2 separate regions of the Homo sapiens genome follow, and region 1 is linked to region 2. A link is a loop called in an ENCODE intact Hi-C map of the cell type or tissue named here. Cell type or tissue: endothelial cell of umbilical vein. All regions are shown on one strand. Each heading gives the region's core, and the rest is flanking DNA. Links, peaks and the distances in the headings are about the cores only.

Evidence for each region. Peaks named below come from ENCODE experiments on the same cell type or tissue, not always from the same donor. Only the 100,000 strongest peaks of a DNase experiment are listed, where the experiment ranks them.
Region 1: a loop joins it to region 2, with 21 times the contacts of the local background. A loop is called at or near these places in 1 of 110 quality-filtered maps.

Annotation. Positions count from the first base shown.
Region 1 is chr6:35,665,022-35,672,748 of GRCh38, forward strand. All of the region lies in intron 1 of FKBP5 (FKBP prolyl isomerase 5), which reads right to left. Among named protein-coding and RNA genes, the nearest start is that of MIR5690, 4.1 kb to the left of the region's middle. RefSeq lists a silencer at 7,085-7,284. In endothelial cell of umbilical vein, for the core only: no CTCF peak of the experiment used is centred there; DNase peaks (open chromatin) are centred at 3,310 and 4,570; H3K27ac peaks cover 3,885 bases.
Region 2 is chr6:36,347,576-36,355,302 of GRCh38, forward strand. It overlaps a transcript of ETV7 not described here. Among named protein-coding and RNA genes, the nearest start is that of BNIP5, 15 kb to the left of the region's middle. In endothelial cell of umbilical vein, for the core only: no CTCF peak of the experiment used is centred there; DNase peaks (open chromatin) are centred at 2,676 and 3,446; H3K27ac peaks cover 2,732 bases.

The sequences.
Region 1 (7,727 bases), core at 1,694-6,693, 680 kb before region 2:
CGACTCCATAGCTATCATCATATTTTGAGTTTTCTTCCTCTCCTTTGTGAATTACTACAGTTCTCCAGAGGACCTGCCTACCTCCAGACGGCTCACTCACTCCCACTCATTCTGTATACACTGCTAGTGAAGCCTTTCTGACACAGCACACCCACCACATTACTCTCTAATTCATGGACCTTAAATAGTGTTCCAACACAACAAATCTAAACTTCTCAAACCAGCACTCAGGGTCTTCTGCTCCTTTAGAATGTCACTAGTAAATGCTCCTCTTTTTTTTTTTTTTTAGAGGAGTCTCACTCTGTCACCAAGCTGGAGTGCAGTGGCGCGATCTCGGCTCACTGCAACCTCCGCCTCCCAGGTTCAAGCAATTCTCCTGCCTCAGCCTCCCGAGTAGCTGGGACTACAGGCGCGTGCCACCACACCCAGCTAATTTTTTTTGTATTTTTAGTAGAGATAGGGTTTCACTATGTTTGCCAGAATGGTCTCAATCTCTTGACTTCATGATCCGCCCGCCTCGGCCTCCCAAAGTGCTGGGATTATAGGCATGAGCCACCGTGCCTGGCCATAAATGTTTATCTTAAACATTCTAAAAAGATAAAAACCTAGAAACCCAACATTCTGATCTTCTTCATCTAAATCTGTACAATACACACTATGGGTCTGTAGAGGTCATAGTACACTATCTTCCACCTAACTTCAACAGATCACATCAGGCAATGGAACTATGGACAGTCCCCAACTTATGGTTTGGGTTACGAGTTTCAACTTTATGATGGTGAGAAGGCGATACACATTCAGTAGAAACAGTACTCCAAGCACCCATACAACTATTCTGCTTTTTCACTTTCAGTTTTCAATAAATTATGTGAGACATTCAACACATTATAAAATAGGCATTCTATTAGATGGTTTTGCCCAACTGTAGGCTAATTTAAGTGTTCTGAGCATGTGTAAGGTAGGCTATGATGTTCAGTAAGTTAGGTATATTAAATGCATTTTCAACTTGTGATATTTTCTATTTACAATGAGTTTATCAGGAGGTAAAACCACCATAAGCCAAGGAACATATATATTACCTAATGTATCATCTTCTGAACATCTCAAGCTACTATGACAAGGATTCATTTTCAGAAGTTTAATCCTTCTAATCCACAAAATTAAAGTGTGTACAGTTATCAGAAAAATAACACTTCATATCTTTAGTAAGAGTACAAATTTGTTGAATATTTTTAAGGGCGAATTTCCCAATATCTACTGAAAGTTTATGTGCAAATATCCTTTAGCCCAGCAATATCACTTCCAGGAAATAACCTGTAGATATTCTCACAGAAGCAAGCAAAAATACATGCAGAAACACTACTATTATAGTTAAAAAAAAAAAAAAAAAAAAAAAAAGGAGGGGAGTGGATTTCCTTCATAGACTTCTATTATACATCTCTACAATGGAAAATTATATAATTAAAAATAAAGACACAGTTACAAACGAATTGATATGGAAAGTTTAAGAATGCCATGAAGGGGAAAAAAAGCTATTTATAGAACAGAATATAATTATTCTATTTGTGTAAAGAAAATGTATATGAAGGCTGGGCACGGTGGCTCACGCCTGTAATCCCAGAACTTTGGGAAGCTGAGGCAGGCGGATCACGAGTTCAAGAGATCAAGACCATCCTGGCCAACACAGTGAAACCCCGTCTCTACTAAAAATACAAAAATTAGCCGGGCATGGTGGCAGGCGCCTATAATCCCAGCTACTCGGGAGACTGAGGCAGGAGAATCCCTTGAACTCGGGAGGTTGCAGTAAGCCGAGATTGCACCACTGCACTCCAGCCTGGGCGACAGAGCGAGACTCTCTCAAAAAAAAGAAAAGAAAGAAAATGTATATGAAGAGAAAATACCTAGAAAAAATATAGTAAGCCATTAATAGTAGCTAATTCTGGAGAATGGGGCTCAGGGGAAGAAACAATAAATTTTCACTTGTTTTGTGTGTGTGTCTGTGTGTGTGTGTGTGTGTGTGTGTGTGTGTGTGTGTGTATACATAGATGCATGCCTTTTAAAAAAATCAGTTTATTAAATTTACATTAATAAAGAAAACTGAGTATAGCAAAGGCTCTTAACCTTAGATGAATATAATTGATCTTGATTATCCACAGTACAAGAAATATGAGCTACTAAAAGTGCTTAATGAGAAACTCATCCATTCATTCAACTATTTATGGAACACTTACTAGGCGTCAAGCATTGTGCCTGATACTGACATAATGGTGAACAAGAAAGACCTAGTCCCTGCTCCCAAGGAACTTACAGAAAGGCCTTTTGGACTCCATTTTTCCTGTCTCCCCTGTAAGAACCACTCTGACTTACAAGTGTGTGCTCTCATTATGCCTATTACGCTTATGGCTCCCATAAGACAAATATTAATTAATAGAATCATTATATCAACCAAAAAGAATCCTTAAAATGATTAACCCGTTTCCTCCATAATTAATATTTAAAGTTATTAGAAGCATAATCTGTGGAAAGAACAATTCAACAAGCACTCTTTCAAATAAACAAATAAGAAGTAACCTAGTTGGCTGGGTGCAGTGGCTCATGCCTATAATCCCAACACTTTGGGAGGCCGAGGCAGGTGGATCACCTGAGGTCAAGAGTTTGAGATCAGCCTGGCCAACATGGTGAAACCCCATCTCTATTAAAAATACAAAAATCAGCCAGGCGTGGTGGCGGGTGCCTGTAATCCCAGCTACTCAGGAGGCTGAGGCAGAAGAATTCTCTATTAAAGATACAAAAATCAACTAGGCATGGTGGCGGGCGCCTGTAATCCCAGCTGCTCAGGAGGCTGAGGCAGAAGAATCACTTGAACTCAGGAAGCAGATGTTGCAGTGAGCTGCGATCCCGCCACTGCACTCCAGCCTGGGTGACAGAGTGAGACTCTTTCGAAAAGAAAAAAAGTAACCTAAATGTTAAATGAAGTTTAAGGGAAATTAGCTAAGAACATTCAAAAAGGGAAAAAAATTATAGGAAATTTTTATTTTATTTTCTTCACTAATTTAATTTTTCTACAACGAGTGTGTAACACAATAAGAAAGTAAAAGTTATTATTCAAAAAGAATCCTCTATGGCAACAGCAGATCAGCCACTGCATAAAATCCAACTCTTCTTCCCACTATACCCAGCCCTTTACGGTCTGGCCTTGCTGAGACTCCTTGTGTGAGCCCAGAGCCCACTCCCCTTTATGCTGGAAACAGCATCCCGGGACTTTCCTCTGGGAAGCCCTGCTTCTCCCTCTTAGGCTAGGCCCAGTGTCCATTTTTTGCCAGTCAGTGCTTTCTATCCCTTTGGCTACCACAACAGTTCAGGGGTAAACACACAACCCTAACAGACCAAAACCAAAATCAATCCTGAAAAGAGTCTAATTTTAATGAAACTATTAAATTGATTATAATTAAGTGACATGTAATACAGCTAAAAATCCTTTTAAAAACTTTGTAATAAATGGAATTTTCACTTAATGTGGCCCCTAAATGTTCTGTGTGACTACAATTTCATATCATAAAACTGGAATGGAATAGTTATAAGTCACCTCTTTTGTTGTTTTTTTTCTTCTTTTTTTTGTATTATTATACTTTAAGTTTTAGGGTACATGTGTTTTGTTTTGTTTGTTATTATTATACTTTAAGTTTTAGGGTACATGTGAAGTCACCTCTTTTGTTAAAATGCACAACAATAAAACAACAAAATATAATGACACAATTTCCATTTCTAAGAAACTATCAGAACTTCATGATTGTCTTAAAGAATTAGAATGTTAAATTCCTATCAATCACATCCTGTTAAAATACTAAGTATAGAAACAGTAAGAAAATGCAGCTCAACCAAGCATATACATTAGTCATATTTCCTCTGATAATTTTTTTTTATAACTTCAAAACTAAAGACTCCTGTAGGAAGTATTTTATAAGGAACCTAAAATGAAACAATATCTAAGAAAACACTTGAGATGCAATTAACTTTTCAAAAAAAGTTTGATCAATTAATCATTTTCTTCTCAACTCTAAGAAAGCTATAGACTGTATTAATAAATCACAGGAAAACAAAGTTAAATTCAGTGTATGAAAACAGAAGTTAACCATTAGAACTCCCTAAGACTGAAATAGGCTATCCTGTAAAACAGGGACCTCCTCTTCCTTGGAACTAAGCTAAAACTAAAACTCTGGAATTCTCTGGAAATAAGACATCCTTGAGGAATTCAATTGATGTGCCAGCTGTTTTGTTTCTTGAAAGAATATAGCTGAATACATACAATAATCTGTTGCCTTTTTTTCTAGCATTGCACAATATTCCTGGCCTACAATGCACATACTGTATCTATTATCATATTTAAGCATCTGATATGAATCCTTAATATTCATCTCTAATTAAATACATACATATTTCAGTTTTCAAAAGAGCATGGTTTTCAGTAAAGTATCATATATATGTTTTCCACAGTCTAAATACAATACATTTCCTGAACTTTTAGCTTTCAGTTTCCTGTTCGTCAGTGGCTACAGCTCTAGAGGCAATACATAAACACACCCCAGCCATGGTATTTCCACTTTTGACAACAGTGGACATGAACTTAATATGACCAATATAATTACAATGCATAGAATGGTACCTGATGGCTAAGACAGCAACAGAAGAAATTCAATAATTTTCAAAATTAGAAATATAAATTATGTTCCATATGTAAGAATTCACATAACAAACCTCTTATAACTTATGACTCAGAAAAAGTTTCTCTCTTCTGAAAAATTGAAAAAGCTTTCTTTACTGGACAATAACTATAAAAGTCACCCTGTTTCCTTTTTTCTCTTGCTTGCCAGGAAGCTCAGAGCTAAATTTAATGTTCAAACACAGAAACTATCTTGCCTCAGATTACTGGTATAAAGATTTCTTCCCATTCCCCCATTCTGCTCATTATTTCTCAAGTGATTTATGCTCATTTTCTGTCTTTGTTTTTAATGGTCTTTGCCTGTTTTGCTTTAATCACAAACTATCAAATCCTTTTCAATGAATAGGTTAATATAAATTATAAATTAAAGAAAACTTAATGACCTTAGTTTGTATCTTCACATCACTGCATAACTTGTTAATGCAATTTATAAAAAATGAAGGTTCTAAAAGGTATCTTTGCTGTTTTAGAGTTAATTATTTCACATGAATCATGATTCACGATTCACTTTTAGAAAAGCCAATGACAATTTTTTTAAATAAAAGAATGATAGAATGAAACAAGGATCAAAACTTAAAATTACTAAATTAGAGACACAGAATTAGGAGGATTCAAAATTTTTTAATGTTTTAAATTTACTAACAAAATTGGTCTGGCAAAGCTAGATAACTATCATAAAAAATTAACTTACATAAAGTGTATTAAATTCTCAGTGGGCACGGTGGCTCATGCCTGTGATCCTAACACTTTGGGAGGCTGAGGCGGGTGGATCACTTGAGGTTAGAAGTTCGCCCTGGCCAATATGGTGAAACCCCGACTCTACTAAAAATACAAAAAAAAATTAGCCGGGTGTGGTGGTGGGCACCTGTAATCCCAGCTACTCGGGAGGCTGAGGCACAAGAATCGCTTGAACCTGGGAGGCGGAGGTTGCAGTGAGAAAAGATCGTGCCACTGCACTCCAGCCTGGGCAACAAAGCAAGACTCCATCTCAAAAAAAAAAAAGAAAGAAAAGAAAAGAAAAGAAAAACTCATATACTGCTATCTGTGTCATTAGCTGCAGAGTAGACAACAGGTATAAAAATATTGAAATAGCCTAGGAATCTAAGAAAAAGGGAAAAAACTCAGTCACATATTTAAAAAATATAAATGCACACATACACATGAAAATATCTCATATATGGTAATACCAAAGTTTGTTAAATGGAGGTAAAAGCAAAGTATTAATGAAATTAATAAGCCAGGTGCAGTGGCTCATGCCTGTAATCCCAGCACTTTCTGAGGCCAAAGTGAGACGATCCCTTGAACCCAGGAGTTTGAGACCAGCCTGGGCAAAACGGTAAAACCAAACCCTGTCTCCACAAAAAATAGAAAAGTTAGTTGGGCATGGTGGTGCACACCTGTAGTCCCACCTACTTGGGTGGCTGAGGTGGAAGGATTGCTTGAGCCAGGGAGGTAGAAGTTGCAGTTAGCTGAGATCGCACCACTGCACTCCAGCCTGGGTAAGAGAGTGCAATCCTGTCTCAAAAAAAAAAAAAAATAATAAATAAATAAACAAAAACAAGTTAAAAGAAACTACAATCCAAACTGACAAATCTAGCCAAAATCTTAAAAAATATATCATGAATTACAGAAAATCTAGAATATAGTCATATTAAAAATGGAAAAGTGAAATGAACACATTTTATAAAAGAAAAGACAGCCTATAAAGCGCCTAACATTATATTAAAAGGTCCCCACTTTTAGGAGACACAAATAAAATGAAAATAAAGGGAAGGAACAAGGTAGCCAAATAGTATCTATAAAATGAAAGTGAAAAAGTCAATTATCCCTTTCTCTCTCAAGGTATCAGAATTGCAGGGTAAATACCTAAAGAAGTTAAATTACAAAAAACTTCATATTCTAAGAATGAAGTTAACAGCAAAATTTATTACTATGTAAATTTAAAAGGCTAGCAACCACCCATAAATACAGTTTTAACATATTTTTTTCAAACAGCAATAAAATAATTCAACATAAGAAAACATTTAAAAAATAGAAACAGAAGTTCCAACACAATATATGAAGGGGCTAAGAGAAACCTACACACACAAACTCAGCCCTCAAAAGAACCCTAAAATCTAATTTAGAAGAATTTTTTTTTTTTTTGAGACGGAGTCTCACTCTGTCGTCTAGGCTGGAGTGCAGTGGCGCGATCTCGGCTCACTGCAAGCTCCGCCTCCCGGGTTCACACCATTTTCCTGCCTCAGCCTCCCCAGCATCTGGGACTACAGGCTTCCGCCACCACGCCCAGCTAATTTTTTGTATTTTTAGTAGAGACTGGGTTTCATTGTGTTAGCCAGGATGGTCTCGATCTCCTGACCTCATGATCCGCCCACCTCGGCCTCCCAAAGTGCTGGGATTACAGGCGTGAGCGACCGTGACCGGCCACTATCTTCTCGCTTAATAGCATAATTAGAAGATAAAATTTGTTATAAAGGGTAATCATCCAAATACAAAACAAGTTACAGATCAGAAAAGGGGGGAAAAAATCCCCTTTTACCTTCAGAAAAATGAAGACAAGAAAAAGAAACCAAACCATGAGAAATATAAATAATCTGATACAAAGTATTGAGGACATGGAAAAAAGTTTTGTATAGGCATTTGTGAATTATACAATTCAACTTCAGTGTTTAAAAATAATAAAGAAAAATTAATATTTCAGTAAAAATCAATCTAGTCCAGAAGCTTGCTTTTTTTTTTTTTTAAAGAAATAATGTGGCAGATTGCAGAGGTCTACGACATCTTTATGCATCCCAGGCCACTTTTTACCTCTCTAATCATGGGAAAGAATACACAACATGAAAAGCTTACCATTTGCAAAATGATTTCTTGATTATGCTTATGGCGACTAAAAAGTATTTGTGGCTGGAGGCGGTGGCTCACGCCTGTAATCCCAGCATTTTCGGAGGCTGAGGCGGGCGGATCACAAGGTCAGGAGATTGAGACCATTCTGGCTAACACGGTGAAA
Region 2 (7,727 bases), core at 1,345-6,344:
TTCCTGCCCTTGGTGACTTTTGTTCTTAGTTAGCTCTGACTTTCAAGTCCAGGGTGAGACCAGGTTTCCACTCACAGAGGTCGCCCACAAGGTGAAACTTGAGGGCCAGGCCCTCTGAGCCCAACAAACTGCAATTCCCAGGAAATATGATCAGATGGCAGGATCTCAGGCACTAGGCCCAACCTGGAAGGGGCTGTATTTCAGGGAAGGAGCCGTATTTCAGGGAAGGGGCGGGCCCTTGCATTAGCAGGTGACTGTCTTCTCAGTTGATAAGAACACCCCATTAACCAGAAAATGGGCTGTCCAAGACAGACTTTGGTCTTATCAAAACAAGAGCAGAGAGTCTGTTGAAACAGCTTGCTGGGAGCCAGACTGTTGTAATGCAACAATTAGTACATGCCTGTGTCTCATTTACAACACCAGAGACTCCACACTTTAGCGATGGCCACTGAGGGTTTTGTTACTGTTGTTGTTGTTTGCCACTTTCCTGCCTAGGAATAGCCACTGTTTAGAAAAAGCTCTTCCAAGGTATTTTTTCTACTCGCATAGAATCATATTATTACTATTCCTCTTTTTTTTTTGATACAGGGTCTCACTCTGTTGCCCAGGCTGGAGTGCAGTGGCATGATCACACCTCATGCAGCCTCAACCTCCCCTCACCTCAGCCTCTCAAGTAGCTGGGACTACAGGCATACGACCACACCAAGACAATTATTTTTTTTTTTTGAGATGGAGCCTTGCTCTGTCGCCCAGGCTGGAGTGCAGTGGTGCGATCTTGGCTCACTGCAACCTCCACCTCCCAGGTTCAAGCGATTCTCCTGCCTTAGCCTCCCGAGTAGCTGGGACTACAGGCGCGCACCACCATGCCCAGCTAATTTTTTGTATTTTAGTAGAGACAGGGTTTCACCCTGTTGGCCATGATGGTATCAGTCTCCTGACCTTCTGATCCACCTGCCTCAGCCTCCCAAAGTGCTGGGATTACAGGTGTGAGCCACTGTGCCCGGCCACTGATTTTTTAAAATTTTTGGTAGAGATAGGTTTTGCCATGTTGCCCAGGCTGGTTTTGAACTCCTGAGCTCAAGTGATCCACTCGCCTCACCTCAGCTTCCCAAAGTGCTGGGATTACAGGTGCAAGCTACTGGCCTGGCCTCTTTGTTGTTAGTGGTGTTGTATTTTGTTCCAGTGGTGGCAGTTCCCAAAAACATTATCCTAAGGGAGCTTTTGGCCACAGAGCAGGGAAGACTCCCTTGTCTCTTCCAAGCCCCAAATAATTTCTTTTTTAAAACTTAGTGAAGGAAAGCGTTCAGAACTCCAAGAGACCATCACTTCTCAGGAAGGGGGGTTTCCACACAAGGGGACATTAGGAATAATTGCATTTCACCCACATGAACTTCTCAGCCTTCTGCTGATGACTTTTCTCTTTGAAACCTTGCAAAGTTGGAGTGGAACTTGCAGCCCCTACTCCCACTCCAAGTTAGGCAGACAGGGATAGGGTAAGGGGACAAGGAGGTGAACCCAAGTCAGCTTGTCCCCAGCAAAGTCACTCATGGCCTCTCTCCCCAAGGCAATGCTCCTCTCTTTTGTAATCCCAAGACAGTTGACAACACATCCAAGTCCATTTTTTTTTTTCTCACTCGGGGCACTTGAGAGGTAAGTAAAATTCTCATGACATATGGACGATATACAGACTAGAGAATATCCCATACTTTTAGTCTAATTCCTCGAAATAGTTTATAGAAATTATCTTATATAACAAAAGCAACTACGCCTTTCTGTGCCATGTTCCCTGAATCATCATTCATTTTACCAGCTCCACATGTTCACAGACAGGTTAGCATCACCACTTGGCAGATGGCCCAGGAGCCCCAGCCTTGCACCTGCAGGGGCGTCACGTGTTCTTCCTCATCAGTTCTTGCAGATCTTCTCTTTATGTGAGCTACAGGGTGTTCCACTGTATTTACTTACCCAAACCCCATTGCTAGACCTTTGGATTTTCCCCATGTTTTGTAAGAATAACCAGTGCTCCAGAGAACATCTCTAAAAATATATGTCTGCACGTATGTGAGAAGTTTTGTGAAAGGTGTATTCTCAGAAACAGAATGTCTGGGTCACAAGGGAGACATACTTACAACCTGGGTAGGCCCTGCCGAATTCCCTTCCAAAAGTGTGTGCCTCTTTCCACCACCAGCTGTGTCAATGAGTGTGGCTGCTTCTTCACCCTCACGCTCACTGTGGACACTGTGGAGCCTGTTCATTGCTGTCCATCAGATGAGCCACTCTTGTCTTAATTTGCCTCCCTCCCTCCCTCTCTCTCTCTCCCTCTCTCTCTTTCTTTCTTTCTTTATTCTTATTATTATTATTTTGGTAGAGGCAGGGTCTTGCTATGTTACCCAGGCTGGTCTCCAACCCCTGGGCTCAAGCAATCCTCCTGCCTCAGCCTCCCAAAGTGCTGGGATTACAGGCGTGAGCCACCGTGCTGGACCTAATTTGCCTTTCTTTCACAGTGAAGTTAAACATCTTCTTAAATGCTTCTTGGCCTCTGAGTTTGTTCCTAAGCAGCAGATTCTTTATTAGGAAAAAAAAAATCCACTTACAAGTTCTATTGTTTCCTCCTGGAAGTGCTCATTATAACCAAGAGAATACATGGAAGCTCTGTCTTCCTATGACACATAGACCCTTCTCACCTCACAGGGAAAAGGAGACTGTTGATGTCAGCACCCACCAAATGCCACACACCAGGAGCCGATTCCAGGACTGATCCACAGGAAGCCACTTCTCCATCTTTCGAGGGCACCCGTGTTCACAGACAGGACTTCAGAGGTCAACTTATAGACGCCACAGACAGGAGGAAGCCACTTCACACCACAAATACAGTTTTTATACAGACAAAAATGAAAGGATTGTCAGTTATCTCAAGTAAGTACTGAACCAAAATACATGTTAAAATCTTGATGTAAGGTCCTGGTGGGTTGGCCTGGACCACACCATCAAAGGCCCTTTTTCTCCCTCAGAGGTGGGAAAGCTGAAAAGTAAACTCCCCTGGCCCCTTAGCAGCTGGAGTTTCTGATGTGAATTAGGATCTGACAATTTAATGCCCTGGCCCAGGTTGGGAGGAGGAAGTGAAGTGAGGGCATTTTCCTGTGGATCCCATGCTGCTGAACAAGCAAGGTCAAGGAGAAGCTGCGCATTCCAGCAAGGCTCGCGTGCTGACACTCCTCCATGTGCAGCGTGGTTCCCGCCTTCTGCATCACTGCTGCAGTGTTGAGATTCCGGCTCATCCCTGGAGCCCTACCAGGAACCCACTCCTCCACCCTTCCAATGACTTTGTAAACCCCTGATGCCTTTCCCGCTAAAATTAGCTGCTGTGGTTTCCTCCAGCTGAACCATGACTGATACAGCTCACAAATATGCTTTATCTTGACCAAGGCAGCCATGCAAGATAAGAGAAAGAAAAGTCTAGACAAAGGGCAACACAGGCATGAATCACGCTTATTACGGTTTTCCTAACAGCACTTTAATTAGATACCTCGTCCCTTTAGACAATGTGAAAACTAAGCAGAGGCACAAAGAATGAAATAAACATCATCTGTTATTCCACAAGAATCAAATATTGATGAGAAGAAAACAGCCAGCCCCACTGAGATGCCGGGCCTAGCAGGCCAGCTGCTGTTGTTCATTTGAACGCAGATTCACCAGCTCAGCCGAGGACAGCCTGGGCTGATCTGGGCTCACACTTACTATCTGATGTGAGACTGCAGAGGAGCTCCCAGCTCCTTTCTGAGAGTGAGGGGAAAAGTTGCGATAACAAAACGTGATGGTAATAACTTATCTCATTTTTCTCCTGGCAGAAAACTTGAATACCAGAGCATCCAGTTCTAACCCACAGACCTGGCAGCCTAGTGGGAGAATGAGTGTCTGTACTTTTTCTGCCTCCAGTCACCCTCCCTGAACTCCTGCTGACCACCCACCATGCCTGGAGAGGGTCTTCCATATCCCTCTAGCCCAAGCTAGAACCTGAAATCTATTTGTATTTATTTAAACTGGGCCTATTCTTTCCACCTTCAGTCCAAGGTCAAAGTTGTCTTCCAGAGACTTCTTTCCTTCTTTTTTCCAGAGAAAAAAATGATAAAACTACCTATAATTTATCAAGACGCTACCGAGAAGTTAACCCTCATAAGAACTTCACAAAGTAGGAGTTATTCTCATTTTACAATTGAGAGGTTCAGAGAGATTGAGTCCATTTTCCAACATTCCACAGCTCATGAGACGTGGAAGCAGGATTCAGACCCACAACCTTCAGGTTCAAAGCCTGGGTTCTTAATCCTCATGCTACATCCCACTTTGCCAGGCCTAGGAAAGTGCCCCTGATTTGCTGCCCTCTTTGGGGAAGCTGCTACTCTATGCAGAGCCTCTGTTTGCTCATAATTTTTTTTTTAATAATAACTACTGGGATCTCATTCACATGCCACAAAGTTCACTCTCTTTTTTTCACTCTGTCACCCAGGCTGAAGTGCAGTGGCACGATCTTGGCTCCCTGAAACCTCCGCCTCCTGTGTTCAAGCAATTCTGTGCCTCAGCCTCCTGATGTAGCTGGCATTACAGGCACGTGCCACCACACCCAGCTAATTTTTGTGATTTTAAGAGAGACGGGGTTTTGCCATGTTGGTCAGGCTGATCTCGAACTCCTGGACTCTAGCAATCCACCTGCCTCGGCCTCCCAAAGTGCTGGGATTACAGGCATGAGCTACCAGGCCTGGCTAAAATTCACTCTTTAAAATGTACAGTTCTGTGGGGTTTAGTATATTCACAGAGATGTGCATTAATCACCATGACTGCCCACTTCCGGAGCATTTTCATACCCCTGGAAAGAAATCCCATACCCATTACCAGTCCCTTCCCAGGCCCTCTCACCCCCAACCCCAGTCAACCATTAATCTCCCACCTGGCTGGGTGGATTTGCCTCTCTGGACATTTCATATAAATGGAATCATACAATCATATGTTATGACTTGCTCCTTACATTCAACACTATTTCTTCAAGGTTCACCCGTGTTACAGCATGTATTAGAACTTTATTCCTTTTTCATGACTGCATAATGTTCCATTGTGTGGATAGATCACATTTTGTTTATCCATTCAGCAGTTAATGGACATTTGGGTTGTTTTTCGTTTTGGCAACTACAAATAATGCTACCGTGAACATTTGTGTACAAGTTTTTGTGTGGACATATGTTTTTAATTCTCTCGGGTATATACTTAGAAGCAGGATTGCTGGGTCATACGGTAACTCTATTTTAGCTTTTTGAGAAATTGTTAAGCTGTTTTCCACAGCAGCTGCATCATTTTATGTTCTCACCAGTAACGTATGAGGGTTCTAACTTCTCCACATCCTCTCCGACACTTGTTAATGTCCATCTTTTTTTTAATTATAGCTCTGCTGTTGCCAGAAAAAGAGTCCCAATCCAGACTCCAAGAGAGGATTGTTGGATCTCGCACAGGAAGGGATTCAAGGTAAGTTACAAAGTGCAGAGAGAGGATAGTTTATTGAAAGCTACTCAGTCACAGAATAGGGCATCCTCAGAAAGCAAGAGGAGGAACACGCCATCTCTGTCTTAAACTTTTCTCATATAGGAGTCTCATCTATGTAAAAGCTAAGATAAATTATGTCTGCGTGGGTGGGCTGACAGCATAAAATTTAGTATTCTGTTGATTTAAAGAAAGTATCTTTGGCATTTTAGTACATAAGTACATCAAAGCATGACTATAGTCATCTTAAAAGCATATCTTGTTAAGGATAGTGGGACATCTGGACTTTTTGTTATTGTAGGAGTGTGTTCTTGCAGGTATTTTTAAGGTGTTTCCTCAACTGTAAACATCTTAGGACCATGAGTCATGACTGGCAAGGAACGTGCCTTGATAGTTTTAAGATGGAGTTGATTTTAAAATGATGTCACCATGGCTCTCCTATGCTTCTGTTTCCCTAACAATCCTAGTGAGCGAGAAGTAGTATCTCATGGTAGTTTGTTCTTCATTTCCCTAATGATTAATGATTGTTGTGGTTTGGCTGTGTCACCCCCAACCCCCACCAATTCTCATCTTGAATTGTAGCTCCCACAATTCCCACATGTTGTGGGAGGGACCCAGTGGGAGGTAATTGAATCATGGTAATTGAATCAGTCTCTCCCGTGCTGTTCTCATGATTGTGAATAAGTCTCATGAGACCCCATAAAATTTTATAAAGAGGAGTTTCCCTGCACAAGCTCTCTCCCCCCTGCCACGATGTAGGATGTGACTTGCTCCTCCTTGTCTTCTGCCATGATTGTGAGGCCTCCCCAGCCATGTGGAACTGTGAGTCAATTAAACCTCTTTTCTTTATAAATTACCAGTCTCGGGTATGTCTTCATCAGCAGTGTGAAAACGGACTAATACAATGATGTTAGCATTTCTTCATGTGCTTATTTGTTATTTGTGTATCTTCTTAGGAAAAATCTCTATTCATGTCCTTTGCCCAATTTGGGGTTTTTTGTCTTTTTATTATTGAGTTGTAGGAATTCTTTATCAATCCTGGATACAATTCTTTTATCAGATATATGATTTGGAGATATTTTCTCCCATCCTATGGGTTTTTTTTTTTTTTTTTACTTTCTTGATGGTGTCCTATGAAGCACAAAGGCTTTTAATTTTGATGGAGTTCAATTTATCTATTTTTTTATTACTTATTCTTTTGGTGTTATATTTAAGACACAATGGCCTAATCCAAGGTCATGAAGATTTACTCCTATGTTTTATTCTAGGAGTTTTACAGTTTTAGCTCTTACGTTTATGTCTTTGACATATTTTGAGTTAATTTTTGGAGATGGTGTAAGGTAAGGGGACAACTTTATTCTTTTGCATGTGGACACCCATTGTCCCAACACTATTTGTTGAAAAAACTGTTCTTAATCTATATCCTTATGCCATTACCAATCTTTGTTGAGTACTATAGCTTTGTAGCAAGTTTCAAAATCAGGAAGTGTGGGTCCTCCAACTTTGTTTTTCTTTCCAAGACTGTTTTGGCTATTTGGGGTCACTGGAAACTCCATATGAATATGAAGATCAGCTGAAGTCCATTTCTGCAATAAAAAAAAAAAGCAGTTGGAATTTTGATAGGGATTGCATTGAATATGTAGACCAATTTAGGGAGTATTGCCATCTTAACAATCCAGGAACATGTTATATCTGTCCATTTATTTAGATTTGCTTTAATTTCTTTCAACAATGCTTTGTAGTTTTCAGAGTATATGTCTTGTGCTTTAAGTTTATTTGTGTTTTATTCTTTTGATGGTATTGGAAATAGAATTATTTTGAATTTCATTTTCAGGTTGTTCATTGTCATAGATAGAAATACAATTGACTTTTGTAGGTTAGTCTTGTATTCTGCAAACTTACTGAACTCATTAATTAGTTCTCATAGTTTTTTTATTCCTTAGGATTTTTATACACAGTATCATGTTATCTATGAACAGAGATAGTTTTACTTCTTCCTTTCCAACCTAGATGCTTTTTATTTCTTTTTCTTGCCTCACTGCTCTGACTAGAACCCTGCAATATTAGGAGAAAAGCATCTAGTCGTTCACCATTAAGTAGGATGGTAGCTGTGGGGTTTTCACAGATGGTCTTGATCAGCTTGAGGAAGTTCTCTTCTAGTCTTGGTTTGTTGAATATTTTTATGATAAGACACTTGGATT